Linked DNA regions of Mus musculus: region 2 is linked to region 1. A link is a loop called in an ENCODE intact Hi-C map of the cell type or tissue named here. Cell type or tissue: left cerebral cortex. All regions are shown on one strand. Each heading gives the region's core, and the rest is flanking DNA. Links, peaks and the distances in the headings are about the cores only. Region 1 has its middle 43 kb from the start of Gm30633. Region 2 has its middle 50 kb from the start of Gm30471.

The links. Hi-C counts contacts between places; a loop is a spot of excess contacts. Peaks named below come from ENCODE experiments on the same cell type or tissue, not always from the same donor. Only the 100,000 strongest peaks of a DNase experiment are listed, where the experiment ranks them.
Region 2: it touches region 1 in a loop (5-fold over the local background); 6 of 42 quality-filtered maps call a loop at or near these places.

What each region holds. Positions count from the first base shown.
Region 1 is chr8:24,331,521-24,347,205 of GRCm38, reverse strand. No RefSeq gene overlaps it. Among named protein-coding and RNA genes, the nearest start is that of Gm30633, 43 kb to the left of the region's middle. In left cerebral cortex, for the core only: a CTCF peak has its summit at 9,348 (motif pointing right); DNase peaks (open chromatin) are centred at 8,277 and 9,369.
Region 2 is chr8:23,590,676-23,606,360 of GRCm38, reverse strand. No RefSeq gene overlaps it. Among named protein-coding and RNA genes, the nearest start is that of Gm30471, 50 kb to the left of the region's middle. In left cerebral cortex, for the core only: a CTCF peak has its summit at 9,922; DNase peaks (open chromatin) are centred at 9,032 and 9,915.

The DNA.
Region 1 (15,685 bases), core at 6,913-11,912:
ATTCTCTTAAACCTCAGGACTAGCCTTCCTCTGTCTTTTTTTTTTTTTTTAAAGATTTATTTATTTATTATATGTAAGTACATTGTAGCTGTCCTCAGACACTCCAGAAGAGGGAGTCAGATCTCGTTACGGATGGTTGTGAGCCACCATGTGGTTGCTGGGATTTGAACTCCGGACCTTCGGAAGAGCAGTCGGGTGCTCTTACCCACTGAGCCATCTCACCAGCCCCTCTGTCTTCTTTTTAATCTCCCTGTCCCTACAGTATGACTGCCTGCTGCCAGGTGGCTGACCTCTGAGCCACCTTATCTCATGCAGTATGACTTTGGTTCCTTCTCCTTTCCCCTTCTTCCTTCCAAGTACCCATGAGATTTACAGCTTGCCTGCCCCTTAGGTTTTCCTTTTAAACGCTAATAAACTGTCTTCAAGCTTCTCCCAGAGTCTGATTTCTGTCCTTGAGTTTCTATTTGTGTCCTTCCTTAAATTCTTTTATTAATGAGACTAAGAACCCCAAGAGGGGCTCTAATTTCCCAGGTATCATATAACAAGGGCTCTGTTAGAACTCCCACAAGATCCCCAGCAAGGCCTCCTTCCAGCTTTTTAACTCTTTAATTGGCAGTGAGAAAGAGCTCTCTCCTGCATCCCTAGGCAGTATCAGCTGGTTGTGGGTAGACCCAGCTGGTTGTGGTTAGACCCAGCTGGTTGTGGTTAGACCCAGCTGGTTGTGGGTAGACCCATGGTTGAAAAATTGGGTTGCCTTTAAAAACAGTGACAATCTTTATTGTTTTTTTTTAACATAAATTAAATACTCAAAAAGAGCCTATACATTAAAACCTTTCTAGAACCAAGTCTTTATTTTTGACATCCACTAAACCTACTCTCCACCCATTGCTTTCAAACTCCAAGAATCGGATCTTGAAGCAGAAAGAAGCCTAACGATTTCTCAGAGCTCTTAAGGAGCCCAGCTAATGGCAGGCATTCTGATTGGGCTTGTAGAGACTTCCCATTTGCCCCCACTTCCGTGCGAAAAGGTCTCACTTCCCTGATGCCTCTGTTTTTATGGACATCCGCCCCTCATATGTTCTTCTTGGAAAATCTAAACTGCCCCAGGTTGTTTCCATCAGGACCTGAAAGTTCCATTTGCTGTGGCACCTCTTGCAGCCTCTTTATTCTTTGCTCTCCTACAAGATCCTATTTCCCCAGTGGGAGAAAACCACTAAGAAAGACGTCAGAGTTTTGGCTGTCATGGGAGGGTACCCTGAGAACTTTTGAAGAAGAGAGAAAATGCACCTGTGACCCCTTTATAGACACTACTGTTCTGAGAAAGATACGCAAGTCATTGTACACATGACAAGCACTGGGGAAACCAGGAACATTAAATACACGGGCATCTTTCAAAAAGAGTAGATGCTAAACCTGTCCTCCTCTTGGGATGCTGGGAATGGATGTCATTACAAGCTGGTGATCCTTTCCTGTCTGATGGACCAGGCTCTTCCCACATCTCCCGGAACTGATGCTTATGTATCCCAGACCCCTGAGTATTACTTTTAGGCTATAAAATTCATCCTTGTGAGAGATGTCATTTGTATTTTACAACAGCTTAAGTGACTTCTATGTTATTTCAGGGCCACACCAAATTCTGCCTTCCATGGTGATTATATTTACCTTAATTACCCTCTCTAGAACCTTCTTTTGCTGTTTGTAAGTCAACAAGAACCCATCTTACGGACAAAGATGTAATGCGCTTTGTAAAGTGTTTCAATGTAATCGTGTCTTAAGCTTCCCTGTACTCACAGGACTAGGTTAATTGTTATCTGAAAACTCCCCGACCCCCAATTGTGTTATTCTTAAATATGGCAAAAATAAATGGTGCTGATGTCAGACTATAGAAGTCTTAGCCCAGCACTGGTACCTAAGCTCAAGCTGACCTGAGTCTCACTCCTGTCCTTTCTCAGGTTCATTCCCAGCGTGATGTAAAGCCTCCAGGGACCCTCCACAGGGGAATCCTAAATTCAAACCTCTGCTCATTGCAGTGAGCTCGGGATCTCTTTGCTTTGGGCACCGAGGGTTAGTTTATGTTGTGGGACACTTGACCTTTGCATCTGCAAAAAGCGAAGAACCAGTGGCAAGAGCTGCAGTCTCTGAGGCAAGTGAGAGCACTCGTGTCTGCAGTATTGCAACAAACATAACGATGAGCTCTGTTGTGTTTCCTTGTGTGTGTGTACAACACAAAGGTCAATATTCCTGACAGGGTCAGAAAGGAACTGGAAGGAAGTGGCTATTTGTTTCCAAACAGAGTTGAAAGATGCATTGGTTCATCTTCTCTTGCTGTGGTAAGACATCACGACTGAACGAACCTTAAGGAAGGAAGAAAGAGTTTTAAGCTTGCGATTTCAGAGGGAATAGAGTCCGCATGGCAGAAAATGCACAGATTGAAGACAAGAGCAAGATGCTTGCTGATTACATTTTCATCTGCCCATAGGAAAGGAGAGAGCAAGCAGGGAATTCAGGAAGGCCATGAAACTCAAGGCCTTCTCCTTGTGATGGGCTTCCTCAAACAAGGCTGCACCTCCTAAAGTCTCCATCGCCAACTGCATCCGCTCCATCCACAGGTGATCAAGTGTTCAAACTCCTCAAGAGGGCAGTCAAGCAGAGCTTGGAGCCAGAGCTGAGGCCGTGGCTGGATACGTGGAGGCTGGTGTGACACTCGGTCACTGTGTAGCTTGGCTTAGGTTGCTTTCGGTTGTGGTCTTACCACAGCAAGAGAAGATTAACCAATACTACTTCCTACCAGTTCCTGACCCTGTCAGGGATGTGGGGCTTGCTTTGTCCACACATGCAAAGTAACATGACAGACCTTATCATTATGTTTGTTGTAATAACTGCCGATGCAAGTTTTCTTGCCTGTGAGTTACTACCTGGGTTATAATATCTATCTATCTATCTATCTATCTATCTATCTATCTATCTATCTATCTATTTCTCGCTATGGATGTAGAATCCCTTCTCTCTTTGATCAAATAGTTAACTAGGAAAGTGTTTTGTTTTTATTTTTTTAAACTGTCCACAAATAGGACTCTTGCCTTGCTTGACATATCGTGTTGACTTCAGCCTTGTGACATTGCAAGCCTGTGCTCTGTGATTCCAGCTTTCTAAAGTGGAATGAGGTCATTTTCTTATCTCTGGTCAGGAGGTGACACTGGTTAGCTGTTCTAATACTCTGTACCTCTCCCTTGCTGAGAAAGATGCACTTCCAACGCAGCCACCTGCTGTGTTTCCCAGTAAAGATTTTGCTTTTCTAAAAAGGCTTATTCCAGCCTCACACCTCTGTTCTCTCTCTTTTATTTATAAATTCCCCCCGCCCCGTCTATTAATTATTTGCCTCAAATACCAGAGACCAGCAATAGCAATATTACAAATCTTGATGAAAAGGTCAAGAATATGGTGGAAGAATACATCCTTACTTGGAGATCTTGGATCAGCATCGGTAATTTCGCTAATCAGTAATCTTAGTAACTTCTTATTGTGTGAGGAGAAAAACCAAACAAAACCAAACAAAATAAAAAAGAACCAAGCTTCTTTGAGCATGTATGAATACACAACTTATTTAAATAATTCTTTCTTTTTTCTTTTTAGATTTATTTATTTTTAGTTATATGAGTACACTGTAGCTGTCTTCAAACACTCACCAGAAGAGGGCATCAGACCCCATTACAGATGGTTGTGAGCTACCATGTGGTTGCTGGGATTTGAACTCTGGACCTCTGGAAGAGCAGTCAGTGCTCTTAACCTCTGAGCCATCTCTCCAGCCCCTAAATAATTCATATACCAGCTGGAGCTGGGATTAAGAGGGCAGGCTCAGTACCTGCCAGTCTCTGCCCAGGCTTCCTTTCACCATCAGGGATACCCTAAGAAGCAGGTATACAACAATGAAAAACTGTAGGGAATTTCCCTCCCTGAACAAGTCCAGCAAGGAAAGCCATGGCCCCAAGCTGCCAGGATCAGCACACCCTGATAATCATATCATTACCACACTGACATATCTATTGTTAGCATTTTGCTTCCATCTTTAGGATGAGTTTCTAAGACTCTGGGGCACCCAAAACATGATTTAACTGAAAAAAAAAGAGGGGTGGCACCCAAGGGGATTTGCTGGCTAGTGACACCACCCAAAGGAGGAGACCACCAAAAAACAAAAACCCTTGAAATTGCAGCAGCAAAGCAGAGCTCATCCAACCTATCTCAGGGTCAGTCAGCTCTCACGGTTCCCTTTGGAGGACACTTTCACGCCACTCAATAAACATCTTCACACTGCACCTGTTTTGGCTGAATTATTCTTTCAAGAGGACAGCAACTAAGAAGAGGTCCTTGCCTAGCATCCAGAGTGCTAATATAACACTTCATCCTGTAACCATTGTATCACGAAACCCCATACAGGAGGAAACTGGCAAACTCTGTTCTTTATCTTTTATGCCTTGGCCTATAGTATCATCGTTGTCATTATCCTTATTATTATATACCCCCAATTTGGGCCCTTAAGTCTTTGTTCCTTCATTGTTAATCATGTACATTTTATGTAGCAGATATATTCATTTGCCTTCTATGTTGCTGCATGGTTTTGTGTAATGAATGCAATGTTATGTTTAATTGGTCTCGATTCTTTCTCACCTCTTTCCTGAATTTCTCATTCAGATCGTGGGTTTGCCTGCACCAAGGGGTTAAACTCACTGGTGCCAGGAAATCAACAGCTAACATATTTGTTGATGGTCTAAAGACCATTCCTCACCTCTAGACCCAGGCTCTTTAGATGAAAGCATTTGAGGGATGTTTTTCCCCCAAAGGCTTTTTTGCACACTTCCCCTTACATGAATTTCACTTCACAGAGAAGTCTCAAATCAGTCCTAAGTGATTTCCATCCATTTCTTCCCATCAGTTCTGCCTAGAAATCTCCCAATAGTCTCACATCTCAATGGGCTCGTTTGCTTGTTTAATTACTAACAAGTGCTAAGGACTAGTCTCCCGTCTCTCCCCACACTCTGTATATTTCCATCTGACCAAAGGCTTTGCTGATGGTGAAGAGGTGAGCAGCCCATTTCTCTGTTCGGTTGGACTTTACTCCCCAATGCCCCCGCTTGAGGATCCATGAGGTTCCATGAGGTTCCATGAAGCAGTCATGGCAGGAAGGAGGCTGCGGCTGCTTCAGTCACCTGGACTACATTCACTCCATTGGCGCCTCGTGATTACTGACTGTGGTCTTGTCCTACTTTTGCAGTTGGTGGTAGGGAAAAAAAAAAAAAAAAGAAACCAGTCTTGAAACAGGAAATGCACACATGGAAACAAATCCCCATTTTGTCCTTAAATAGCAGGGTGATACACACTGTACCTGAACCTGTCCCGCCCACACCCTGATCAAAGCAACCAATAAGTGTCTTGTGACTTTCACAATGCTTTCTTCTTTGTGGGAATTTCACCTCAGGTGCCTCCAATGTGACCTTAATAGTCAACCTACTCCAAAAACACTACTCTGTGAAGGACACTGTGAAGGAGGACTAATAGGCATCAAAACCCCTGCAAGGTCTTCCCCAGCAAAAGGTCAGTTCAGCACCTCGCCCCACGGGACTCACCCAGCTGCAAAGATTCACATCGCCGCAGCAGGCATCTTGATTTATGAAGAGAACATTCTATACTTCACACACTCGTAAAGAAAGATGGAAACCGGTCCCTTTCTACCACCTTCCTTAATTCAGGATTTAGTCCATCGGAATGTAGTCCCAGTGCCCTCTTTTTCCTATTAACTCCAGAATTGCTGTTCTTAATCTGTGGTAATCTGCAGTCCAGGACGAAAGGGTTTTCCTGCACCATGACAGTTGGATTCCCTACTTGGTGGTAACACAGGTAACATATGCTATGTGGATGCTAACACATTTACTTTCAAAATATTTTCCCACAGAATGTGACAGCATTTAAAAATATTTACAAGTGGTATACTCCTGCATTTTATAAATAACAATGTTCTTAGCCAATATTTTCTCATCTCCCTTACCCCATGGTTCATATTTCTCCGGAGCCCGCCATGCAATTTATCAAGATATGTTTTAGAGCAAATTATGCTCTCTGTAATTTATGTGAACACACATTTGAAGATAATCTTAAAACACTCTATTCAATTATATAAATCATGTTAATAACTTCCTTAAAAACATCCTACTGCTTTAGGCTGTGGAAGAAACATGCGTCTCCCTCCCCTTATCCATCAAAAAGGCTCACAGTGGATACACGGGCCATATCAAGAGGCAAGCAAGTCAGAGGGATATCTAATACATTTATTTGATCACACTTTTATAGGCAACAGGAACCTTCTGATCCAAGATCCATAGGCCCAGGGTAACTAACTGCTCAATTTTTGTGCTTAGTGCTATAGTTTAGACCTGTAATAGACCCTTAATGTCCATGTGTTAAAGACTTGGTCACCAGTCCGTGACTCTACTGGGAGGCAGCAAAGCTTTTAGGAGCTTGGAACCTACTAAGAGTAAAGTAGGCCATTGTGGGTGTGTCTTGACACTGCTTTGCTGTATTGTTGCCTTCTTGTCTCTGTTTTCCAATTGGTGGGAGGGAAATAATGTCCTCTTCCACATATTCTCCACCATGAGAGTCCGGCAGCAGCAGGGTCAGGTTGCCATGGACAGAGTCCTCTGATACAGTGAGCAAAATCGAGCCTTTTCTCCTTGGCGGCTGGTGATCTCAGACATTTTTTGTACAATGACTGAAGATGTGAGCCATGAGACCAGTCCTTTGAGGTATTGCATTATGAACCCCAACAAGATTCACTCTGACTTGAAGTCTGTTATGAAATATAAGTGACAGACTGTGGCGGGGGGAAGGGAATATTTGATGAACCCCTGGGGAGGTGTCTCCCGAGAAATCACACCATATGGCAGGCATAATATAAAAGATTTATTGTGGGAAGGGAGGGGAGTGGGGACCTGGAAAAGGGGTAGGGGCAAAGGAGGGGGAGACAGAGAAGAACAGAAGGAGAGAAAGAGAGGCCAGCTGGGATCAGTGAGAACAGAGAGATAGAAAGAAAGTAGAAGAAGAAGGGAGAGAGAAAGGAGAAGGGAGGAGGGGGAGGAGGAGGAGGAGGAGGAGAGGAGGAAGGGAGTTGGGGTGCAAACAGTCTCCTTATACACTGCACCTGATGGGCAGTGATTATACAAGCTACTGCCAGGTAGCTGTTGGGAAGAGCCTCGTGGAATTGTCTGTAAGCCAATAAGGACAATACTGACATATCTTGTAGGGTTGTCAGGTTGCCATTGGCATGTGAGTGGAGTATTTAACCCATTCAAATAAATCACACTGGAGGGCCTTCTTTTTCCTCCAGAGTGCTCTGATCATGGCCACTGATGAAAAACAAAAACAAACAAAACCAATCTGCGGTTGTTAGAAAGGATTAGCAACGGAGAGCTGGTGAGGCCTCAGGTGCAACTGTTCCACTGTATTGCTTTACCGCCCCATTCTGTGCATCTTGCCCAGGGTACCTACTCCTCCTGCTTAGCCATCATTGCTTAACACACTTCATCCCAAGTCTTATCTCCCAGAGATACAGTGCCTGTGAAACAAACCCTCTCATGGGTTTGTCCTGAAAGCACTTTGCTGCAAAGAACCACAACTTCCCAAAGGGCCGGAATTCACAGACTCGCCCCTTGTTTACCCAAGGCTAGACACAGGCCCTTCAAATCACTATTCTTAGCCTCCTAAAAGGTAAGCGCAAACACTGGTCCTCACCGTAAGTGAAACACAATGCAGATTTGGCTTCTCGTGGGCCTGAGAAACTGGGTCACTCTCAGCCTGAGCAGCCCTCATCAGAAAATCATTAGACTTTAGACAGAATGTTCTCGGATCTGCTCGCCTGGCTGCAGTTGCGTTCAGTAATTTCTCACCTTGTTTATTCTCGTCTCTGAAACAAAAATCTGTCTCCCCGGTCTTTGAGTCCAAGCTAGACCCCGGGCCGCAGTATTTCCCTATTTCACTAGTCACCATTACCTATCTTCCCCTCCTCTTGCAGGAGCACTTCGTCTCTGCTTATCAAATTAACATTTGACATTTAAAGCATTATCACATTTATTAATTTGTATGTGTGCACATGTACACATGTTACACTGTTGTTGGCGACCCCAGTGCAGAGTCAACGACACAGACTCCGGAAGTCAGGAAAGTGGCAAAAACAAACTCATTCATGAAGGAACCAGGCAAACCTTTCTACCCTCTCTACCCAAGCATCTCATTGGCTGTCAAGTAGCTGGATGTGGCGCTGTCTCTTTCTCATTGGCTGGATCTAGCGTCAGCAGTCTCTAGCCATGCTGGCAGATTCTGATTGACTCCGGGAGGATATATATTAGCCGTAAACACACCAGCAGTGTGGCTGTGCCTACTTGGCTAAGTTCCTCCTACACATATGTGACAGTCAGCGGACAACTTGAGGGACATGGTTTGCTCCTTCCAGCACACGTGTCTTGGGGTCACACTCAAGTCACCAGGCTTGGCAGCAAGTACCTTTACTCAAGGAGACAGCTCACTACCCCCCATATTTGAAAATATTTGAAGCCATGCATTATGACCCAGCTCAGAACACAGTACTCCAAATATGGTACTTAGCATGTTTGAAGCTGAAGGAACTTTTGAGAAGGCAGAGGCAAGACTTTCTCAGGCTGCCCCCTGAGCATGGAAGCAGATCACAAGGTCCTGCAGTGGCAGTGCCTCCCGGAACTGAGGAAAGGAGAGGGGTGTGGGAGGAATTCAAATAGGGTCTGTGCTGAACTTTCCCCCCACTTCATTGCTTTTACCGCAGACCTTTTCTCCCCGCACCGCCCTGCCCCCACCAGGAATTTCCAGTCTGTACCAAACTCGCTATAAAAACACCCAGGCTTATTCAATTATTAGGCCAGCAAGACTCCGTTGTCAAGTGAGACTCACAGGGAGAGCCATATGCTATGTTGACAAGCATAGTGAACCCCATCCTTGTAGTCTACAGGGGCCCCAGCAGGAGGGATTCTGGGAGGGTAAAGAGAAAAAGTTCCATAGCGAGTAATAAGTAAGTGCAACAGAGTCCCCTTGGCACATGGGCAGCAGTGCTAGACAGGAGGCATTGAAAGGAACCACGTGGAGCCAGTCGGGAAGGCTGAGAACATAGCTAGTACACAGAGACAGAGTGTAAGCACCCAGGTTCCTCCCCTTCACTTCCTGTGAAGCAGCCAGTGGGGCTTGCTCTTCTAAAGATTCCTCTAATGCCAGTCCTGTCCCATATGAGCCACAGGGTCTGGAGTTCACTCCAGCTACATTTCCGGTGGAACAGAGGACAGCCACCGGATGGCACCAAACGCTGCTCCGACAGGGTGATTTGTGTCATAGACCATTACCTTGCGTTCCCACACTGTCTAACTGACTGGTAAGTACCCAGTCACGCCAGCCTGAATTTTAAAGTTTGGACTCTGCTCATCATGTAACAGCCTTAAAATATATATTTCAGTACCTCCTTAATGAGAAATTAAAATAACATGAGAAGTAGGGAATAGAACATGAGAAGTCGGGAATAGATTCTCAGGGTTTGTATTTGGTAGAGATTCAGATATGAACTCATCAGTTTATGTTTGAAAAAGGGCGGGGTAAATCAGTGTATTTAGGGGCACCCTAATTGAGCCAATGCTCACAGAACCATTGACAAGTAGAAGCCAGAAAGAAGAAAAACCATTTAATGGTGGAAAAACCTCAATTAACGCTTTTATCACTCTAGACCCTGAGATGAATTCTCTCTTGGGAATTCCATTATTTTCGGAGAACCATTTGGGTAAGGCTTTCAGTTATGCAAATGCAAGGCAAAGAAGATTTCAGAGAGAGATGAAGACATTGGAGAGATGGACTTGAAGCAGTGGCCTGTGTGAAGAATAATAATATAAAGACACCTTTGTCGCATACTTAAAATGAGCGGTTTTTAAAGCTCTGTCCTCCACGCACTGTACAAGGGAAAACATTTCACATTGCTACCAACTACACAAGCACAGCTCTTCATCAGAGAACAGCATTTTCCTATCACAGGGGATAAGTCCTGTTCTATTGGAATTGGTTAAAACCTGTCTGTGGCTATCTACTGTATTGACTGCCTGAATTCCATTGAATTGCAATCTGCTTTTTGAAAAACATTGCATTTCCTAAACTGGGATTGACAGTGGAATTTTGCCTGCACTGGAGGATGGGGATTCACTATCACAGAACTTTAACCAATGGTGTTGGTCCAGGACATATCTCTAGGATGTCCTACGGAGCATCTTACTTAGTCAGGGAAGGCAGAGTTAGTATCTAGTCACCGTAGGCTGCCTTAAGCAAGAACCTATCAAGTCCTCTCAGCAAGAGTCTCCTCCCAGATCTTCGATCTGCTGTCCCCTCCACTTGCTTATGGTTTATAAATTCCCACCTTTCTCTATTGTATTCATACAATACAAGGTTGAGTCCTTTACCTGGTCCCGCAATCACCTTGCATTCACATTTACTTATAGCCTCTTTGCTATTCCATATTTGTTTGTTGTTCATGTTTGCTCAAGTAGCTTGTAGGGGCAGGGAGTGAGGTGAAGGAGGGGGAGCAGGCTGAGTATGACCTAGAAACTGCAAGGATGCAAAGAAAACCTTCACCTGCTACTGTTTGTCACTGAAAAATTTGGGGAGTCCCTTGATGGTCATGATATGATACTGGAGAAGTTAGGGTCCCGTCCTGGGGTTCTTAGTCTCAATAAAAACATTCAGTGGATTCAAAGGGAAGCTGGAAGACATTTAATAGAGTTTAAAGAAAATTCCCAAGGCAGGCAAGTGATAAATCATGGTGGCTGCCTGGAGGAGAAAGGCAGAGCAGAGGACAAGGAAAAAACCCTGCCCTTTGGGTCATCATTGAGGTCATGGAAGCAACAAGCAGCTGTATAGCCTTTGAGAAAGAGTAAGGAAGCCCAGAGTCAAAATTATCATCCTTAGGTTCTAGTAGAATCCAAAACAAAGACAGAAGAGAAGAAAATGGTGAGCAGACCCAACCAAAACTCAGAAAGGTCTGGAACGGCTACACCAGAGGGAAGGGATTCTGGGAAGGACAAATACGTTATCTCATTAAGGGGCTAATTAGCCCTCCCATCTGATTAGGCTTATGGTGAACGCATCTGCCAAGGGGTGGTCCCCTTGGAACCGTCACTGGAATGTCGGTTCTCTACCTAGGCTAAGAGTTTCATTCTCTTGATGGAAGGAAATTGCTTTTCTGTAATGGGCCTGGTTGCTATGGTGACACTCTGACACACCAGGCAAAGGGTATCAATCTAGGTCCACCACTGAGCTAGGTCTGACTTCCACACAGGGTGATTATCCCAAAGCAGGTTTTTCAGAAGAAAATATTTATTCTTGAGGTAGGGAAGTGAAGCTCGAGAGACAGAAGAGGAGATCTCAAGTCTACCTCCCTGCTGACAGGCTCAGGGATGTTTCTGTGAGAAAGAGGAGGGTGGTCTGCAGCAGGGGAGTGATGGTGAGTGAAGAAAATCCCAGTAATTGTTGGTCTGCGCTTTTGTGTTTGTGAGCAAATTTCGGGGCCCCTTGCAGGACACATTCAGGGAACGGAAGCATTAGCAGGACCTGAGGGTGAAACCTGAACCTCTAATGGCAAGCTTACCTATTAGACACTTGTGGGAGTCCCACGCAAAGGGGCATTGGCTCTAATCCCATTTGAGCTACTCCCAGAGTACTCCAAAAATCATCAGCACAGTTTGACATCACAGGTGCCAGTCACATAGCACAATTCAAAGTGTGTGGGCGGGCTGATCAGGTACAACCACCGAAAGATGGTGACAGAAACCAACAGCAGGAAAAGAAGCCAGATGTTACTAAGATTTCCCTCGGATTTATGATATTCAACCCGAATGCATTGCCAGAGTAATTAGAAACAATCCAGAGCCAACCCATGATGGCTGACTGGTTTCTTCTGATTACATTGTGCCTCTGGATGTTAATGCGAGAGCCTTGGTGGGAAGGACAGACAGGGCACCAAGAGGGGAACATGGGCACTAAAAGGCTTGTCAGGGAACAAGGGCAATGTGCTACTGTCACACAGCGATGGAGAGGCAAGAATGTGAGTCCCCAGAGTGAGTGTGACCCTGTGCTCTGTGAAAACTGCTTCCTCTAGAAGCACTTGAAACTTATTAATGGCTACACTTTCCTTCTCATACTCTTGACCTTCCCATAAAGACTTCTCAGAACCTGCAGGGTGATATGCTAATGCATGGGGGAAATGGTCACAAGAGTCTCTTGCATGCTTGTAACGGAGCCACAGAGCCTTGCAGAGTGCTGAGCTGCAGACACAAGCCAGCAGTACCCATTCCATTTAATGTCCTACAGAAGGTACTGCAACAGGGGCAGGAGTCCTCTGCATGCAGGAAACTCTTCGATGCAGCTGGGCTGTGGCTTTCTGTGCTGAAAATCAAAGGTCTAGAGGTGTAGTTTGTTTAGTAAATTTTAACTATTGCATTTGCATAGCTGGTGAAAACCTCATAGCTTTTTGGTTCTCTTGTCTTGGTGTCAGACAAACAGCTTTCTCAGTATCTTCATGAACAGGAAAGACCCATTCACTTCTCAGGATGTAGAAGTAGGCTGCTGTGTGTACCCGGTGATGGAAGGACAGACAAAGCTTATAGGTGACATCAGATCACCCACATCTGATCAGATCAAATCAGATGAGGACAAATATGAACAGCATGTCAGTCCCACTGACTGTTGGTAACACTTACTGTATGCCTCACTGCCACTGTGAGTTCCCCGTGAGTGCTGCTGGCTAAAGGAGGCATAAAACCATAACAGAATGCCCTATGTTTTAGCTCTCAATGCTGGTTTTGATACTAGAACTAGATCTCCAGCAGGCAAGTTACCAGCTCAAGTCTTTGTAGCCTCAACTCTCAACGGATTACTAATTGATCACAAGGGGGAAGACTTCAAGGACCATTTCTACGGAAATTCTAGAACACAATGTAAGGGTGAAGAGAAGAGAAGATATAAAACCTCTCTTGAAGCTCCTTGAAGCCATCTTTTTTTTTTTTTTTTTAGTAATGTGATCCATTTTTTCTCAAACTAATTCTCTGAGAAAGACTAAATAATAGATTTCAATCCTCAAGATAATATTATGTGTTTGAAGATACATAGAAAAGAATTTCTAGTACAAGATAAAATCATAAACGAAGGACGTGGGGAGTTGGGAAGACTTTTGTTTGGGCAATAATTGGTCTGTCCTCTAGAAGGCGCCATGAACTGTGGGGGAAAAGAAGCAGAGGCTTAGGGGTAGAACCTCAAGGGGCAGTTCACACAGGGGTGGGAATTGAGCCAAGCTGGTGAAGTAAGTATAAGTTGAACATAAGCCAGCCCCCACCCTCAAAGGGACTTCTGGGGGAGATGTCTTTATTTCAGTTGCTCTGTGAGACGGGGAAATGCTCTTTGCGAAGTTGAAAATGGAATCTTTTCTGCAGTTTTGAAGCCAAAATCTTATCGTTTGAGTGGAGATAAAAGGCAAACAAACAAAACCTTCAGACCAGTAAGCCTCAAACCCCAACTCCTATTTGTGCCAAATCCTTTAGATCTTGAATCTAAAGTGGAAACAAATAGCTCTCTTGTCACACTTGTCGCCAGCTTCATTCTCTCAGTGCTCAACCATTCAAGAAACTTCAAAAAATATATAATGAGACACACAAGGAAATGTAAACTCATGATAAAAATAACCAAAAACAAATTTGACGATAGATCTATCAACACTTCTTGTATTATAGTGATCAGACCACTGTAAATATAGATTATTAAAATAGGCCACACTGCAGAAAGGAGAAAGAAGACTAATTAGCAATATCTGCCAAGCAGGGACAATGAGGCAGCAGCACACCAATAAAATTGCCAAGTGGAAACACAGGAAATGAAGATCGGATTGCAATTTTCAAAATACAATAACTTAATAGATGGATTTAATAAATGAACTGGAAAATAACTCAGAGGGAGCTGTACATAAAGGAGGATAGAGACACAAACAGAAAGAAACACGGAAGAGAAGCAAAGAGCAAAGCAGAGTGTGTGTGTGCTTCTGTACATGTGTGTGAGTTTTTGTGTGTATGTGTTTGTGAGTGTATGTGTTTGTTTGTGTACATGTTTTCGTGTATACATGTGTATGTGTGTGCATGTGTATGTGTGTGTAAGTGTGTGTATATGAGTGTATGTGTGTGTATATGTGTGTGAGTTTGTGTGTGAATGTGTACACGTGTGTGAATGAATGTGTACATGTCTTTGAGTGTGTGCATGTATATGTGTGTATGAGTGTGCATATTTATGTGTATGTATGTTTGCACGTGTACATGCATGTGAGTATATGTATATGCTTGAATGTACATGTTACTGTATGTGTGTGCATGGGGTGTGTGTATGTGTGTTTACACACACATGTATCTGCCTTTCTAAAGGCATAGACCCAGTGAAAGAAGATGATGGACGAGAATTCCCCATACACAATTTGTAATTGTGTTGGAATGCTATTCCCAAATCCAACTGAGCTGACAATCAGGGCAGGAGCATCACAAGTGTGAGGCTAGCATGGGTTACACAGTGAGATCCATTCAAAAAGACGAAAGAGGAAGAGGTGTATGTAGATCCATTCAAAAAGACGAAAGAGGAAGAGGTGTATGTGTGTGTGTATAGGGGGGGACAATGAGTATTTAATATCTATATTTTAAATTCCACATCTAAAAACACTTTGGTAAAAGTACAGATCAACAAGAAAGGGAGACTTTTGTGTATCTGTGCATGTGGTGTATGGGGACACATTTGTTTGTGTGGGTCCAAGTGTGTGTGTGCCCGTGTGAGCCACTGTTGATGCCTGATGTCTTTCTTGATTACTGTCTACCTTAAACATGGAGAAAAGGTTCCTCACTCAACCCACGTGCAGGGGGATAAAAGGCAGGGGAAGGGAGAAGGGATCTGTGAGCAGGAACCACTCACAGGTCACGGAGAGGGACTTAGGACAGATTAACCCAGGTGGACTCTGGATCTCAGGTTTCTGTGTTAAGAGAATGTGTTACGGCAACCTTCTTAAACTTCTGTATACACTTTTAGTTCATGCATTCACTACCACAGTTTTTAAAAGACAGATTTTTTTTTCCTACCAGTTTTACATGCTGTAGACAAAACTGGTAAGAAGTATGGCCTGCTCTTTGAAATGACTTCTCTAGACAGAAGCACACTTGCCCGCAAGTGTTAGATGTCTTTGCTTTCACAGACAAGGTCCCTGTAATCTGTTCCTATTGTAGCACGTTCTTCATAAAGCTGCTCTCTCTTAAGACTGACTCACTGCCTGTTTCCCTAGCTCCTGTTGGTCTGAACTGGAGTGGAGTGGCTATGGCATTTGAGGAAGCTGGCACTGACAGATCAGATACGGATACATTTATCTTGGGCTTATTGGAGTTATCTTTAGTTTTTAGCCACTTCTGAGAATAATGAAGCTATTGTGAGCCACCTGGAGCTACAGTTTGAGTCAGGACACAAAATGCTCAGCACGGGAGATGTAGAGATAGAAAAGGAGAAAAGTGTGCAAGTCTGAACTCAGCTGTGCTGTGGCAGTGCTTGCAAATCCTTTTCTACATAAAAC
Region 2 (15,685 bases), core at 6,718-11,717, 740 kb after region 1:
CTTGAGAGCATTTGGTGGTTGCAGACAGGTGGAGGGGTGTGAACTTGGAGAAGGGCAACAGCAGTAAGTAGGGGAACCAGAGCGGGTGCAGCAGGGACTTCCAGACAGGAAGTCACAGAAGCCACAGCACTCTGTGAAAGAAGAGGTAACAATGACTTCACTATAATGAGACAGGAGGCCACCTAGGGCACAGCAGGAGACCCATCCACCCTTCCACTCAGGGCTCCAGCGTTCACCTCCAGTCTGTCCAAGGTCATGCCTGCATCTTTCAGCACCCAAATCCAGACCCGATGGGTACATAAGAGGGTTTGTTACCTCTCTCTGGCCTCCTTATTTCTGTCCCTCTAAGGATGTCAAAGGCAGAGCCTGCTAATTTAAACCACGGTTAAACCCCGATGCAGAGCCTCGAATCACTTAATGAATAGAGTGTGATAACCTGCTCTTCACAAAAGGGGGAATTAAAAACTCATTTATATCAGTGACAGAGTAGAAAGAAAACAGCCGTCTTGCTCCGGCCTGATAATGGAGATACCAACCCTGCTTTATGAACTCCTAATTAGATCTCCTCCATCTCTTGTTTTGATTTCATGTTTGCCTTTTTTTTAAAGCGAAAGGAAGAATAGCTACCATGCCCCACCATGTATTGTATGGGCAGAATACCGATGAGGAAGTGCACCACAGCGCCACCTGGAGGCTAAGGAGGGAGTACCTCTCTCGGGCCATGAGCTCTTCTGTCTGTCCATGCGCACATTGAGGACTTCCAAAGTCAAAGAGATTTCATCTGGTCTCTCCAAGACACAGAAGCCAGCCTGTGCCACACTCTAAATCTCTCCAAGGAGAAATGAAACTGTTCTACTTGGCTTGGTGGTTGGGAGACGCTAAGAAGTTTCAGCAGCAGAGCTTATAAAATGTTAAAATAAACTTCTCTCCTCCCCTTCCATCTCCTCTTCCCTTCCCCTTTCCCTCCCTCCCTTTCCTATCCTCTCCTCCCCTTTCTTCTCAATCTATCCCAGACATATGTTTCCACATCTTTCCTCATGAGTAACTCTGGCCTCTCTCTTGTCGTTGCCCTGATCTCTTTTCTCGGCTTTCCTCTGTGTAGTGGAAGAGTCACTTAGAGCTATACTCCAGCAGAAACATGGCTATGGGAAACAGTGACCAGACTGGAGTTCCCAGAACAGAAGCAACAACCTGTAGGACCCAGCAAACAGAAACAGATCAAAATTAGGTTGGAAGCAGATGACACAGCCCAGCAGTAGGGAGGCAGAGGCAGAAGGATAATTACCATTACCCAGTGTGGGTAATGCAGTGTAATGGCTATTCTTGGTGGTCAGCCTGACTGTATCTGGAATGAACTACAATCTAGAAGTGGAGGGCACACCCACAGTGGTTTGTAGCATGTGAATCCACTTGTAGTCTGGACCTTTGAGGCTTTAAGACACACCTTTAATCTGAACCACACCCTCTGCTGGTAACCTACATGAGGACATAGAAAAAGGAAACATTTGCTCTTTGCCTGCTTTCTCGCCTTGCTAGCACATCCATTCCTGGCCTTGGAGGCTCCTTCTTTGGGATTCCATCATAGACAGAAGTCTAGCTGAGACACCCAGCCTTATAGAACTGAGTAACTGCTAGATTATTGGACTTTCCACTCACAGTTAGCTATTGGACTGCAGCCTGTAAGTCATTCCAATAAATCCCAGATAGATGGATAGATAGATGATAGATAGATAGATAGATAGATAGATAGATAGATAGATGATAACGATATTTAGAGAGAGAGGGAGAGAGACAGATCCGTTCCATAAGTTCTATGACTCTAGAGCCCCTCACTAACCCCTGCAGCAAGCCTCTTGAGAATAAAACAGTGTGAACAAGCAGATAACCCTGCTTACCACTCAAGCCTGAGAGTCTGAGTTCAGATCACAGGGTACCATGCACAAAGCCAGAAGCACAGTGTGAATCTGTAGTCTCCACTCTCCCGCTGTGAGATGGGAGGTAGAAACACAATTGCCCAGAGACCCGGGAACCAGCTAGGCTGAAATACACAGTGACACAAAGCCAAGAGAGACTCTGCCTCAAAACAGAGTGGAAGGTGAGAACCAACTCTTAAGTTATTTTCTGACCTCCAAAGGGATACACACACACACACACACACACACACACACACATACACACACACACACACACTACACATATACACCATCCATATGCACATAAATGAAAAGTAAATTTAAAAATCAAAACATGGCCAGATATCACATCCTTAATTCTAGCAGTTGGGAGGCAACAGTAGGCTGATTGTGAGTTCAAGGCCAGCCTGGTCTAAATAATGAGTTCCAGGATAGTGACAGCTCACAGCTACGTAGTAAGACCCTGTCTTGAGAGAGAGAGAAACAGAGAGAGAGAGAGAGAGAGAGAGAGAGAGAGAGAGAGAGAGAGAGAAGAAAAAGAAGAAGGAGAAGGAGGAGGAGGAGGAAAGGGAAAAGGAAAAGGGAAAGGAAAAAAAGAAAAAGAAAAATTAAAAAAAAGAGAGAAATTAAAAGAAAAAGAAAAAGAAAAAGAAAAAGAAGAATAGAGCACACATCTTTAATACTAGTTCTTGGGAGACATAGCCAGGTGGTTCTTCTCTATGAATTCATAGCCAGCCAAGTCTACAAAAACAAGTTCCAGGGCAGGCAAAGAAAATTACATAGTGAAACCCTATGTCAAACAAACAAATAAAACCAAACAAACAAACAACAACAGAAACAGGCTGTCAAGTCACCTGACTAATCAGCTTGGAGACAAGACAATGCAGCCTATGGGCCAAGCCCTTCACCACTGCTCTTCAGGAACAGTCGCCTATTGCCTGTGGCTGCTTTCACACCTCAAGCAGAGCTGAATCACTCCAGGAGGCCCAGGAAGCACATAGCCTTCTTGCCTGGCCCGTAGCAGGAAACGCTTGGTAACTTGAACTGTCCGTGTGCATCTGGGCTGCTCTCTACCTCTGAGCATGCAAGCCATCAGGAGGCCAGATCTCAACTTAGGCAAGTCCCTGCAAATGCGTGGCTGGAGAAGCCTTATCCTTCATAGCTAAGGATGAAGAGGGCCTGTACTTCTCATGTGGTGACCATTTGGATCACAGTAAAGTATACAACAACCAGACTATGTACGAGTAGGACAGGCCAGGAGCCCCCTCTCTGTGCAGCACTCTCCTGCAAGAATCCAATTCTTTGCTTTGCCCTGTGATTCTTATTGCACCTACTACTGCCCAGGCCTGACTCAGGTCACTGGCACAAGCTCCAGGACTTTGTTTTGCCTCAGACATTGAGCACTTCACTTCTGAAGACAGGCCTGTCAAACCGTTGTCTTGATTAATCAACACCGGGCGTTAAGATGTGAAAGCAATCTCTTTGAGCTGCCTGCTTGCTGGATGGTGACTGCACCCTGTATGTACCCAGTACTCAGCTAAGCACCAGGAAAGCAGACACAGCAAAGGCCACACGAGACCCTGCTGTTAGCTGCCTGCTGCCCTACAGCGTCAATGGTGCAAAGGGGAGAGATAGCCAGAGTTCTACAATTGATTAATACGTTATAATTCCTAAGTCGCCAAGTCCTCAAAGGCTTAAAACTAGAAAGAGAACAGAACTGGTTTAGAATAAATTACATATTGCGATGGTTAATATTTGTCAATAGACTGGATCAATGGGAAGCATACGCCAAAGATGACTGGCTGTGTGTCCGTGTACTGACAGTGTACTGACAGTGGAAGACACACACTGGATGTGGGTAGCATCATCCAATATGCCAGGAGCTCAGATGGAACCAAGGGGTGAAAGGGAGATGTATTCATGACCTTTCTCACTACTGGGAAAAAAAATACATGACGACAGCAACTTCAGAATGTGTGCCGGACAGTTTTGTTTCAACTTGACCCAGGCTAAAGTCATTTGAGAGGAAGGAATCGCAATTAAGAAATGCCTCCGAAAGTTTCAGTTCTAAGGCATTGTATTAATTAGTTCCTCATGTGGGAGGGCCCAGCCCACTGTGGGCGGGGCCATCCCTGGGTCCTATAAGAAAGCACCCTGAGCAAGCCTTGATGAACAAGTGGTCTCCGTGACCTCTGCATCAACTCCTGACTCCAGTTTCCTGCCCTGTTTGAGTTCCTGTCCTGACTCCCTTCAACACTGAAATACAATGTAAGCTGAATAAACCCTTTCCTCCCCAACTTGCTTTTTAGGTCATGGTGTTCCATTATAGCAATAGAAAGCCTAACTGAGATGAGCTAAAAGGATCATTACAGCTCACGGTTTTAGGGAGCCATCACCTGGATAGGAAGGCATGTCTGATGGACTATGAGGCCATTGGTTGCAACTGGCATGGAGAGATGGATGCTAGAGGTAACAGACTTTCTCAGGTTTGTCCTGGAGTCAACCCATGGGGCTGTGATGCTGACATTCAGAGCATCTTCCAGTATCAGCTAAACCGCTCTAGAAACATCCCTAAAGACATGCCTCTGGGCTCAGAATCCAGTCAAGCCAACAAGCAGGATTCGCTGTCACAACAGGAGGCTCAGCGGTGTTTTCCCCACTGATGCCCTTGCCTGCAGACATGATGCTTCAGTCTTATACACACACACACACACACACACACACACACACGGAGTTAGACCAGAGACCCTAGGACGGCTCTAGACTCTCAGCCTCACACAGTGGCTGCATCACCAGTCTCTCTTGTTCTAAGGCTTCAAGATTCTGGGACTGAAAGCTCTCCCAGCCTGCAGACAGCCCTTGTGGGATGAACCCAGCCTCAGGATGCACCTAATAAATTCCGTGTTATCGTTGCATATACATTTTTCGGTTCTATCCTGCTAAAGAACCCTAATGCAAATAGTTAATTGTATTTTTCATATTATATATTCATATAGAATAATGGTATAGAATAATCACATTTGTTCAATAATAGCAGGTGAAGGACAGTTCCGGCTTTGCACATTAGAGAGGAACTTGGAGGAGGAACACAAATACAATCAAGGAGCCCATGGAGCAGACTGGTGGGCGCAAGTCTGACTGAGAAGGCCCTTGGTTTGCCACACAGGTCTCCATAAGAGCACAGCGGTGGAGTGGGCATCCGAGAAAGAATGGAGCAGAGGGAGCGAAGAGGAAGATTGCTGTGTTGTGTGGTAGAAAGGTAGGCAGGGTGGAGGAGGGCTGTCCAGTCTGAGCAACATTGAAGCATGTTGCTGAGCTTGTGTCATAGAAAGAAAACCCTGAGGACAGCGTCTGACCTTCCCCGGGATGGAGAGGAGATGGAGTCACCTGGTAAAGGAGGTGGCCACAGGCCCAGGTGGTGTGAGGAAGCCTCCTGTGCTAGGGGTTGCTACCATCTACTCAGGCCCCCGTTGCTCTTAATAAGATTTTTCTCTAATAAGAACACTTGGCTGAAGTAGCTGACTGGAGTCACAAATCTCTGCCAGCGCCATCTTAAGTCCATTTCCCTTCCTTTGCCCGCGGGAACCGTGAGCTAATGAACCACTAGGAAAGGGTCTTTGAAGTGTTACTTCGATCTGGTCAACCGGTATGTAATTAGATGCTTACATGCAGCCCTGTTCCCTAATATTTGGATTGAGTCTGACATGATTCTTTTTATGCTGGGGAGAAGTCATTAAGAGGAGAGACTGGTAATGTGTAGTCTCTCCTCCCCCAGCCTGAAACTTGCTTGCTCAGGGGTGGAGCTTCCTGCTCATTCATTCTGCCACGCCCACTGCTGGACCCTGCCGCTTTGCTGTTGGTGCCACCACGTGCTCACCTTTCTACTGGACCCCGATTACTTGGCGGGAACCGGGTCCCCTCCCCCTTCCTTCATAACTAGTGTCGCAACAATAAAATTTGAGCTTTGATCAAAATGAATTTGTCTTAGCTCCATTTCTTCTTTCGCCCCATCTAGATTCCTCTCTTACAGCCTTCTCAGTCGAACCGTTCATGTTGCGAGCTGCTGGCGGCCGCAACAGTAATGGATTAACTAACTAACTTGTCAGTCAAGCCTGTGGCTTGCTCCTTCCACAGCATGGGTTCCCAAGAGGACATGACAACACAGACTGTTGTGGGTGTGTCTCCATCTGGGGCTAGACTTGTCCCAAAGTGGCCTGAGGAGTACTGCAAACACCCTATCCCATAATGCATCACTACCTCTGCCCTTCATGGTCCCTTCCTAATCTTACTTTGTCTGGTCCCTAGTATTTACCTGCTCTTCATTCACAAATCAGATGGGGGAAAGCACCTTCCCCTGAATATAGGGACTTTTGTCTACACTCTACACTGCTTACGTCTACCAATATCTCATCTCCCACCTGGGGAATTCTCCCATAGGCCTTCAGTGCTTCAAGGATGAGGGATGTCTTGGTCATGTTACCATGGAGAGTATTAGCAATCAAACTACACAACTTGCAAACAAGCTGCAACCAAGGCATGGCCTCCCTTCCAGAGAAGTCCCTGAGTGACGGGGGCTAACATGGAGGCCCCAGGTGAAAGTACCCCATTCCATAACCTCTTACCTTATGAGAGGAAAATCCCACTAGGAGAAGCCAGGGCCTGAGTAGATGGTAGCAAGGAGAGACTCACCCTGGAAGCTTGGAAGTTTGCTGCCCCAAACTGGCTTTCCCTAAGATATGTTATCTTCTCTCTCATCCTCCTCTTACATTCCAGAACTTCCCTCTTCATCTCCTCTGCCTTCATCCCCAACTACTACAGCAGATATCCCAGTAAATAGCTCTAACTCATGAGCTCACCAGTTGTTCAAGCTTACACAGCCGTGTAGATGCCTGATTCTGTTCTCTCCATCTGACGCCAAAGCCTGAGACTGTGGCAAACGAGACTTCAGAGTCTAACTCAAGAATAATAAGCACTTTGTTAATAAACCAAGACCAATGTTTGGCTGTGATAGTGTTCTTATCCTGATTCTACAGGGGAAGAAATCAAAGCCTAAGTCAGACCAGTGTATGAAGAGGAAACCATGGAGGCTGCCCTCAGACCTTCTTTTCTCTCTCTGTCCCCATCCAAACAGAATACTGGCTTCCAGGGAGCTAGAATGAGGGTCTTAAAGTCCACGCCCTCAAGGACACACTTCCTCCAACAAGGCCACACCTCCTAATAGTGCCACTCCCTGGGCTAAGCATATTCAAACCATCACAAACACCTAAATGTATAATCATCCCACACCCGGATGTCTTGACGCCAGTGTAAGAACGCAGTCATTAACAGGGACAACATCCATACAACTCATGGGAGAGGGAGATGTTGGGCTGATGGAGATGGAGCCCTTACCCCTACGCTCTAGTCTCTTTGGGGTGAGAAGGTTTTCTGCAGGTTACTGAAAGAGAAATGTAGACACCATCCCAGCCTCAAAACCTTTGACCTCCAGTCTGCCAAGCCTGCAAAATATGCTTAGGCCACGGTGGCACAGAACTTGTGGGAGTAGGCCAACCACTGACTGATTTGACTTAAGGCCCACTCCACAAGAGGGAACCCATTCCTTACACTACTTCAGTGGCCGAGAACCAGAGTGAGGTATCCCAGAGATGGAAGGGAAAACCAAACACTACTGGTCTTTAAAAATCAAAAGTGGGGGGCTGGAGAGATGGCTCACTGGTAAAGAGCAATGATTGCTCTTCCTGCGGCCCTGAGTTCAATTCCCAGCAACCACATGGTCACTCACAACCATCTACAGTGGGATCTGATGCCCTCTCTGGTGTGTCTGAAGATACTGACAGTGTACTCATATACATTAAATAAATGCTTTTTTAAAAAAGTCGATAAAATGACTCCTAATGATATTCTGCTATACTCAGAGATCAGTGCCTTATTAGGCATCATGAGAAAGGTTTTCTAGGACATCAGATGGGAAAGAAGCAGAGACCCCCAGCCAGACATTACTAGATGAGAGAGTCTAAGTGGGATGTCTCCAACAAATCCCTCCCCTCAGAGCTCAGGAAATCCCACAGGAAGGGAGGTGGAAAGACTGTACGAGTCAGTAGGGATGAGGACGCCAGGAGAACAAATAATCTATTTTTAATGAAAGGGGAAAATTGGGAATAAAAAAGATCAGTCTACAAGGGATCACACAAATAGACTGGAATCATTCATTTCCCTTAGGAACACGGGACAATGAGACACGCTTGGAACCTGCACGGAAAAACCAAAGAATAGGACGTTTCTGAGAGGTACAGGAGGCGGTTCTGGAACTCTGACCTCATGTGACAAGAAAGGGGCCCAGAGTGTGGTTGTATCCAAGAGCACAGGATTGATCCCTGGCAAACGGCTCGAGGCCCGAGGGCTAGATGCAGAAGTCAGAGTCTGAGGGAGACCTGCCCACCCCCATCCCACCATGTTTCTTCTTTGCAAAGTGGGTAGAAGTTTAGTGCTATGAGGTACTTGTTTGTGTGTGTGTTTGTTTGTTCTTTAAGTGTGCAGAAAGCAAGGAGATGGTTTGCTAGGCAAAAGTCTGGTGGTTGCTGATCTATTTGCCCTCTGAAGTGGGTCTGGTCTGCACCGTGCATGTTTTTCACCAGCCCAAGACCCCTGCCTGGGTAGCAGAAGAGGCCATTGAGCCTGCAAGAGTCACCTTGCAGCCCCCACTAGTAGCGCCTCAAGAGCCAGTAAAAATGGATACTTTAAGATGATACCGGCTTCCTCTATGAACTCCCCAGTACTCGTTTCCCTGGATATAGCTTTTCCAGCAACAGATATAGATGCCAGGGAATGAACTTTGAATACTCGGGTCCAGCCAGCACTTTGAGGAAAGGTGGCATTCTTTAGTATTATTCTGCAGAAATCGTTTTTTAGGGAAAGCCTACAGCAAGCAACATTTGGCTGTTTGATTACTAAGTCAGCTGTGAGCAAGAGGCCCATGTCCCACCCGGAGTCCAAGCCAGCTGTTCTGTTGGTTGCCTCTGCCATGTAGGACTTGGGCAGGGGTGGGGCGGTCCTGAAAATGCTGTCAGCTTCCAGGCAAGGTTCCTCCCCAGCTGCATCTTGCATCTGCCTCCCTTTGGGTGCTTGACTGTGAGTCACTTAGTGACACCTGCTTTCTGCTTGGAGAGACCACGGTGGCCTTCTGAGTCACACAGCTCAAAGTTCAGCAACAGCACTGTGCCTGCCAGGCTCCCTCCAGCGATGGATCACGACCAGGTGATTAGATGCTGGGGGGCGACCAGGGAATGAGAGTGAGGGTCCCAGAATCCCTAGTATGGAGAAGTCTTCCTCCATTGTCTAGTTCTGTGTCATCTCCATACCTGGAGTTGGGTTTATGTACAGAGATTTTTCTTTTCTAGAGTGATTATCTCATTTTTATTCATGTGTGCACATGGTTGTTTGGTTTTGTTAAGCCAATTTTTAAGAACAGTTCTCAGCACCTAAGAGGGGAAGTAGCCAGCCACAAGACTGGGGGAAGCCTCCCCAGTTCCTGAAGGAAGCAGGAGCTTGCGGGTCTGAGTGGGGAGAATCATTCCCCTGCCATTTTAAAGGGAGCGGCAAGAGAAAGCATTGCCTCCCACCAGGACAAATTACCTGAAACAGATACTGAGATCGTATCCACACCACAGTGAAAGAAAGAACTGCATCAAGGGGCGCTGCAGCTGTGGCTATCCACCCAATTGTTCTCCTTATCTCTCCCTCCCATACCCCTCTCTAACTATTCCGATTGATCCATTATGCGCACCCATTGAAATAGTGAAAGCTTTATTTGTTTTGATTTCTTTTTCTAAATTAAAAAAAGAAACTGTAATAAACAAACCTGACCAGTATGTCTGAGCACATATCCCCTCTGACATATTAACAGAGCCAAGTCAACATAAATGACATTTGGCAAGGATTGCTGTGAAACCCTGCTTAAGGCTGCGATGGCCGCGGAAGAGCGCATTTCCCGGGGAAGGTCTGCCACCGTGTGGAAGAGACTGGTGTTGCAGCTGTCTGTCCAAAAATCCCACAGCCCTTTGGGGGACTTCTTCACTAAGGACAAAGGGATTTTCTGAGCCAAAGCCCAGAGGTTAAAGCATAGCATGAAACGCCTCATAATTATTCTCAGCAAGAAGCCAATCCAGTCCCGCTCTCAATCATCTTGGAGCAGCAAGAGATATCAGCAATTAGCACTGATTTGGCTTAAAATGCCGGTCTCAGGCTCATTCCCTCTGAACTAGATAGCGTCTCTCCAGGAAAGACCCATCTACTAGAAGTAAGAAAGTTAATACTCACCTCGAGATATTTTATTTTTCTTTTTTTATTCATTAAAAGATAGCAAGAAAGGGGCAGGTTGGCTGGATTTTTTTTGTCATTACTTGCTTTGGGTATTTTCATGGCTAATAGACCACGGCTGTAATATCTACTTAGGTCCCCTTCTCAATGTACCTGGGGTAGTCAAGTTTGAGAGAGACATTCCTCCCACTGCAGCCATCAATCAGCTCCTTTGAGTCATTCAAATAATCCTATGGACAGAGTCTGCCTAAGAGGTTTGAGACCGGCCAAACACGATGGTCATACAAGACAGCAGAACCCTCCATCCTGGTGGGAAGGGTCTGCTAGTGACAAGGGGGGAATGTTTTAGCCAGAGCCCAGATGGAATGGGTGGCTTATCCACTTCGGAGATAGTACCAGTTCTCCCACACTACAAGGAGCCAGAGTAACAGTTCTAACCTGCCTCAGTAAAGCTGAATTGAAGGAGCTATGACCTTCTTCCTCGTCTCTCCAAGTGCCATGAATTTCCTTTCCCACTACTTAGGCCACCAGAATGAGCGTTCTCTCAACACTTGTCTGTCTCCCTAGTTGGAGTTCCCAGAAGGCTGGAATTGTTCCTTTGTATCTGCGGCCAGGATGGAGCTTGAGGCCAGACAGGGTAGAATACTTGTGGAGGAAGACAGAGAGAAGAGGGAGGTGGGACTTGAGTTAGTAGCCCTTGATGGGTGTTGGTAGGTCCTTAGGTGACAAGCTTTGTAAGTGCCTGTACCTCAGGCCCACATGCAAACAGTCCACTCCATACTATTCAAGGTCACCACTTACAGGTCCCCTCGGCAATCAGCAAGGACTAACACAAGTTATCTTCTCTGCCCTGATCTGTGCTGGCATTAGGTTAGGATGTGGCTCTGGGCTTTTGAATTTCCAACATCACTTCTGTAAAAATTCCAACCTGTACAACCGAAGTTAAAATAGGATATGCCACATACTTCATTTAATCCGCTCTTGTGTGAGGGTCAAGTTTTTCCTTCCTGGTTTTCTTCATGTAAAAACAAAAGGTGCCATTGGTAGGATGCATACCTGACACAAAGAAACAAATGCATGCCCAGGACTGTGTTCATCTCCCCGGGATTTTTGTGCAGAGGATAACAAAATTTATGCAACATTCACATCCTTCTTTGCCTGTTAGCAATATGGTCTGAATCTGACTCACTGTAATTAAGAGCAATCTCTCTCCTTTCTATCCCTGTGGAGACAGGTCCTCTCCATCCTGGTCCAGTCAATCGGTCTCCTCTTGTTGTATGACTTTCCCTGGGGATTATGAACAAATCTCTATTCACCCTAGGTAGGACACCAAAGACAAACCAAAGAGAATGTCACCCAAGTCTAGCTTCCTGAACCAGTGAGTTTACTGGAGTTATTTACTGGAGTGTGGGTGAAAGGCTACTTACAGGATCATGATTATAAAAGCAGTTTCATCACCAGCATGACCCAGCATGAATGATAATCTGTGAAAGCTCTCTATACCACTTGCAGGAAGCTTGACTGTTCATAAAATATCTTCTTTCCAGCAATTGTTACTGCCTGTATATTTGTAGAGTGTGTGTATGTGTGTGCGTGTGTGGGTGTGTAGGTGTGTGGGTGGGTGTGGGTGTGGGTGTACATGTGAACAGACACATTTTGGGTGGTCTTATTAGTCTAGTAAATTTCAGGAACTTCTTGAAACTTGAGAGTTGTTTTACTTCTCAAGTTTAAGGAGCCTCCCTCCAGGATGGGATATTTCACTTTGAGGAGTGTTACATCTTAACAGCTATGGGTGCACATTTTGTTTGTAATATTTTGCCATGACAGATACCAGCTGTGCATAACATCCAGTATCTATTATTTTGAATCCTCAGGAGTAAATATATACTGTTAGAAAACTACCAGAAGCAGATTGCTGGTCCAAAGATGATACATCTACTATTCCATGTGCTGTGTCCAGGGATCCCATCAGAGGCTCTTCAGACTCTGTCACTTGCCGGCACTGCACACAAGAGCCCTACTTTCCCACAGCCTTCCCACAGTGTGCCGGAAGCTTCTGAGGTTTCAGTCAATGGAAATGCCGTGAGAGTGCCATATTGCTTTGGATTCTTCTTTCCATGCGCTGTGCGCTCTTTATCAGGCTATTTACAAGTCATAGGGATGCTGTTTCTGTCCTCTGCCCATTACTTTGTTCTTCTTTTTCCATCAAGTCTCTGACTGTTTATCTCCCTCCTGATTGGGGTAATTAGACCAGCATCTGCAAACGTACTGTAGACGTTTCCTCTCGATTTATCATTAAGGGTTTTGCCGTCAAAATGTTTCCAGACATGTATATGCTTTCCCATTTGCCATCCTCTTGTTTTGCATCTGAGATGCCTCTTATTGTCCATAGAGCATTATGTACCAGTGAAGACGCTCGCCACCCTTCCACGGTTCCCAACCTTCATGGAAAAGCCTGCAGTGTTTTACCGCAGAGCTCTGTATTAGGTCCAAGCATATTTGTGTATAAACTGTATAAATATGTTCTCAATGTTAAACATGTGCCCAGTGATTTACAGCTTATGTTTTCATAAGGAGGCGATACCAGGTTCTGTTGAAGACTGTTATGGCTTTGTATCCTAAATGTTCTCCATAGGCTAGAGGTTTGCTTGCTACTATACAGCGCTATTGGGGATAGTAGAGCATTTGAGAGGTGTGCTGGCTAGTTTTGTGTCAACTTGACACAGCTGGAGTTATCACAGAAAAAGGAGCTTCAGTTGAGGAAATGCCTCCATGAGATCCAGCTGTAAGGCATTTTCTCAATTAGTGACCAAGGGGGAAAGGCCCCTTGTGGGTGGGACCATCTCTGGGCTGGTAGTCCTGGGTTCTATAAGAGAGCAGGCTGAGCAAGCCAGGGGAGGCAAGCTAGTAAAGAACATCCCTCCATGGCCTCTGCATCAGCTCTTGCTTCCTGACCTGCTTGAGTTCCAGTCCTGACTTCCTTTGGTGATGAATAGCAGCATGGAAGTGTAAGCCGAATAAACCCTGTCCTCCCCAACTTGCTTCTTGGTCATGATGTTTGTGCAGGAATAGAAACCCTGACTAAGACAAGAGGTGAGGCCTAAAAGAGGAAGTGAAGTCATTGTAGGTAAATCCCTGAAAGGTATATTAGAACTGGTTACTCCCCCCTCCCCTCTCCCCTCTCCCCTCTCCCCTCTCCCTCCTCTCCTCTCCTCTCTCCTCTCCTCTCCTCTTCTCCTCTTCTCGTGTGTCTCTGTCTCCCCTTCCTCTCCTCTCCTCTCCTCTCCTCTCTTCTCCTCTCGTGTGTCTCTGTCTCCCCTTCCTCTCCTCTCCTCTCCTCTCCTCTCCTCTCCTCTCCTCTCCTCTCCTCTCCTCTCCTCTCCTCTCCTCTCCTCTCGTGTATCTCTGTCTCCCCTTCCTCTCTCTTCTTCCTTCTCTCCTAACCTCTCTCTCTCTGTGTCTCTCTGTCTGTGTGTCTATCTCTCTCCCTTCCTCCCTCCTCACCTCTCTCTGTGTCTCTCTCTGTCTCTGTCTGTGTGTCTCTGTCACTGTGTTTGTCTGTCTCTGTTTCTATTTCTGCCTGTCTATCTCTGTCCTGTCTCTGTCTCTATCTCTGTCTCTCTCTGTCTCTCTCTGTTTCTCTCTGTCTCTCTGTCTCTCTGTCTCTCTCTCTCTCATGCACACACACACACACACACACACACACACACACACCATGAAATGAGTAGTTCTGTTCCACCGTTCACCACTCACCACGTTTCTCTGCCTGCCACCTGAACACCGACTCACACCATGAATAAGCCCAAAGCAACTTACCTTCTTTAGAAGTTATGCCCGGATATTCTGTCCCAGGCTTGAAAACTGGCTCACACCTGTTTCATCTCACCTTTGAGAAAGTATGCTTTCTTGGGGAATTTCCATTTCATGTAAGTTTTGGATCCCATTTGAACAGTGATAGATTGGTCCTTTTGCTGGCTTTAACTTCCCTACTTCATGATCCCCTGACTCCAGGTCTGTGTTTGTATGAACACTTACTGGGGTTGGCCAGTGCTTTGTGTACCTTGCTGCTTTATGCAAAAGCAGTCTGAATTTCCTGTTTTTATGGGTTTTCTTACAATGTGTCACACTAAGCTGTGTTTATCATACTAGTCTTCCCTTTTAGCTTTTGGTTTTCTTTACTATTCCCTAGTTTCTTTTACCTGAACACATATAACACATATTCACAGGTATGCCCATTTTATTCATGTTGATATGAGTATCTCAGGCAGGAGACATGCCTCTGGTCACCATTTTATAACCTATAAATTCTGCTATGTGTTTTTATGGTGACTTTAACTAAAAGTTTCACAATGATGCTCTAGCGTGTGCAGTGCTCTGTCTGGTCCATTTACTCAGCAGCAGCCTCACAACCTAATCCCTGTCCCTAAGTTTTCATAGAAATGAGATCGTATGCCACATGTGGCCTTTTACATCTTGCTCTTCTCCTATGAGCCAGTGATGTAAAACTTCATCCACCCTGCAGCATGAACTGGTGCTTTGCTCCTCATGAACGACGTTGGAATAGAATACTCCACTGTGTGGTTACTCCACTGTGTGGTTACTCCACTGTGTGGTTACTCCACTGTGTGGTTACATGGTCTACTGTATTTATTGGCTCACCAGTGGATGAACAACTGCGTTGTTTTCAGTTTGGGGGTAATCGCGTTGCTATGAACATCTGTGCACACATTCTAGGGTGGATGCATGTCTTCAACTTTCTTTGGTTTATCCTTGGTGGCTATGTCATTTTATCTCCCTACCATCAATGCACAAGCATACCAAACTCCCTGTGCTGTGTCTGTCATGTGTCATGTCTGTCTGTATATAGCTGCCCTAGGGAATATGTGACGGTACGTCACTGTGGCTTTGATTTGAATTTCCCTAGTGAATAAATAATGACGTAGACTGTCTTTTGTACACTCGTTGCATATCTACGCTGGAGGAATGTCTACTCTGATCTTTATTTTTTAAAATGGGTTATTTGACAGCTTTGCACATGAACTGTTTATTTTTAGCCTCCTTTAGCTTCTCTCACCCCACGTGCTTTCTTTTCTCCCTCTGGTTTCATGGGTGTGTGTGTGTGTGTGTGTGTGTGTGTGTGTGTGTCTCATTTTAACTAGGGTTTCTTGCATGAGCATGAATAAGAGGTTATTTACTAGGGCATAGGTTACTTTTCAGTGGCTACACCAGGGAAGAAAATTAGACTCCCTCCCCCAACAACAATTAAGTGACACAGCCCCTCAGAGCCTTGTGACATCCCCCCCTCACCCACATCCTTGATAAAATGCTAAAGAATCCTATTGAGGTTTGGTCTCTGCTATGTATTGTAATGCTAAATACTGGCCCCCAAGATCTGGTTGCCTCAGGTACAAGGAGATCTTCACACACACAAAATGATGCTATATAGCCTTGATCTT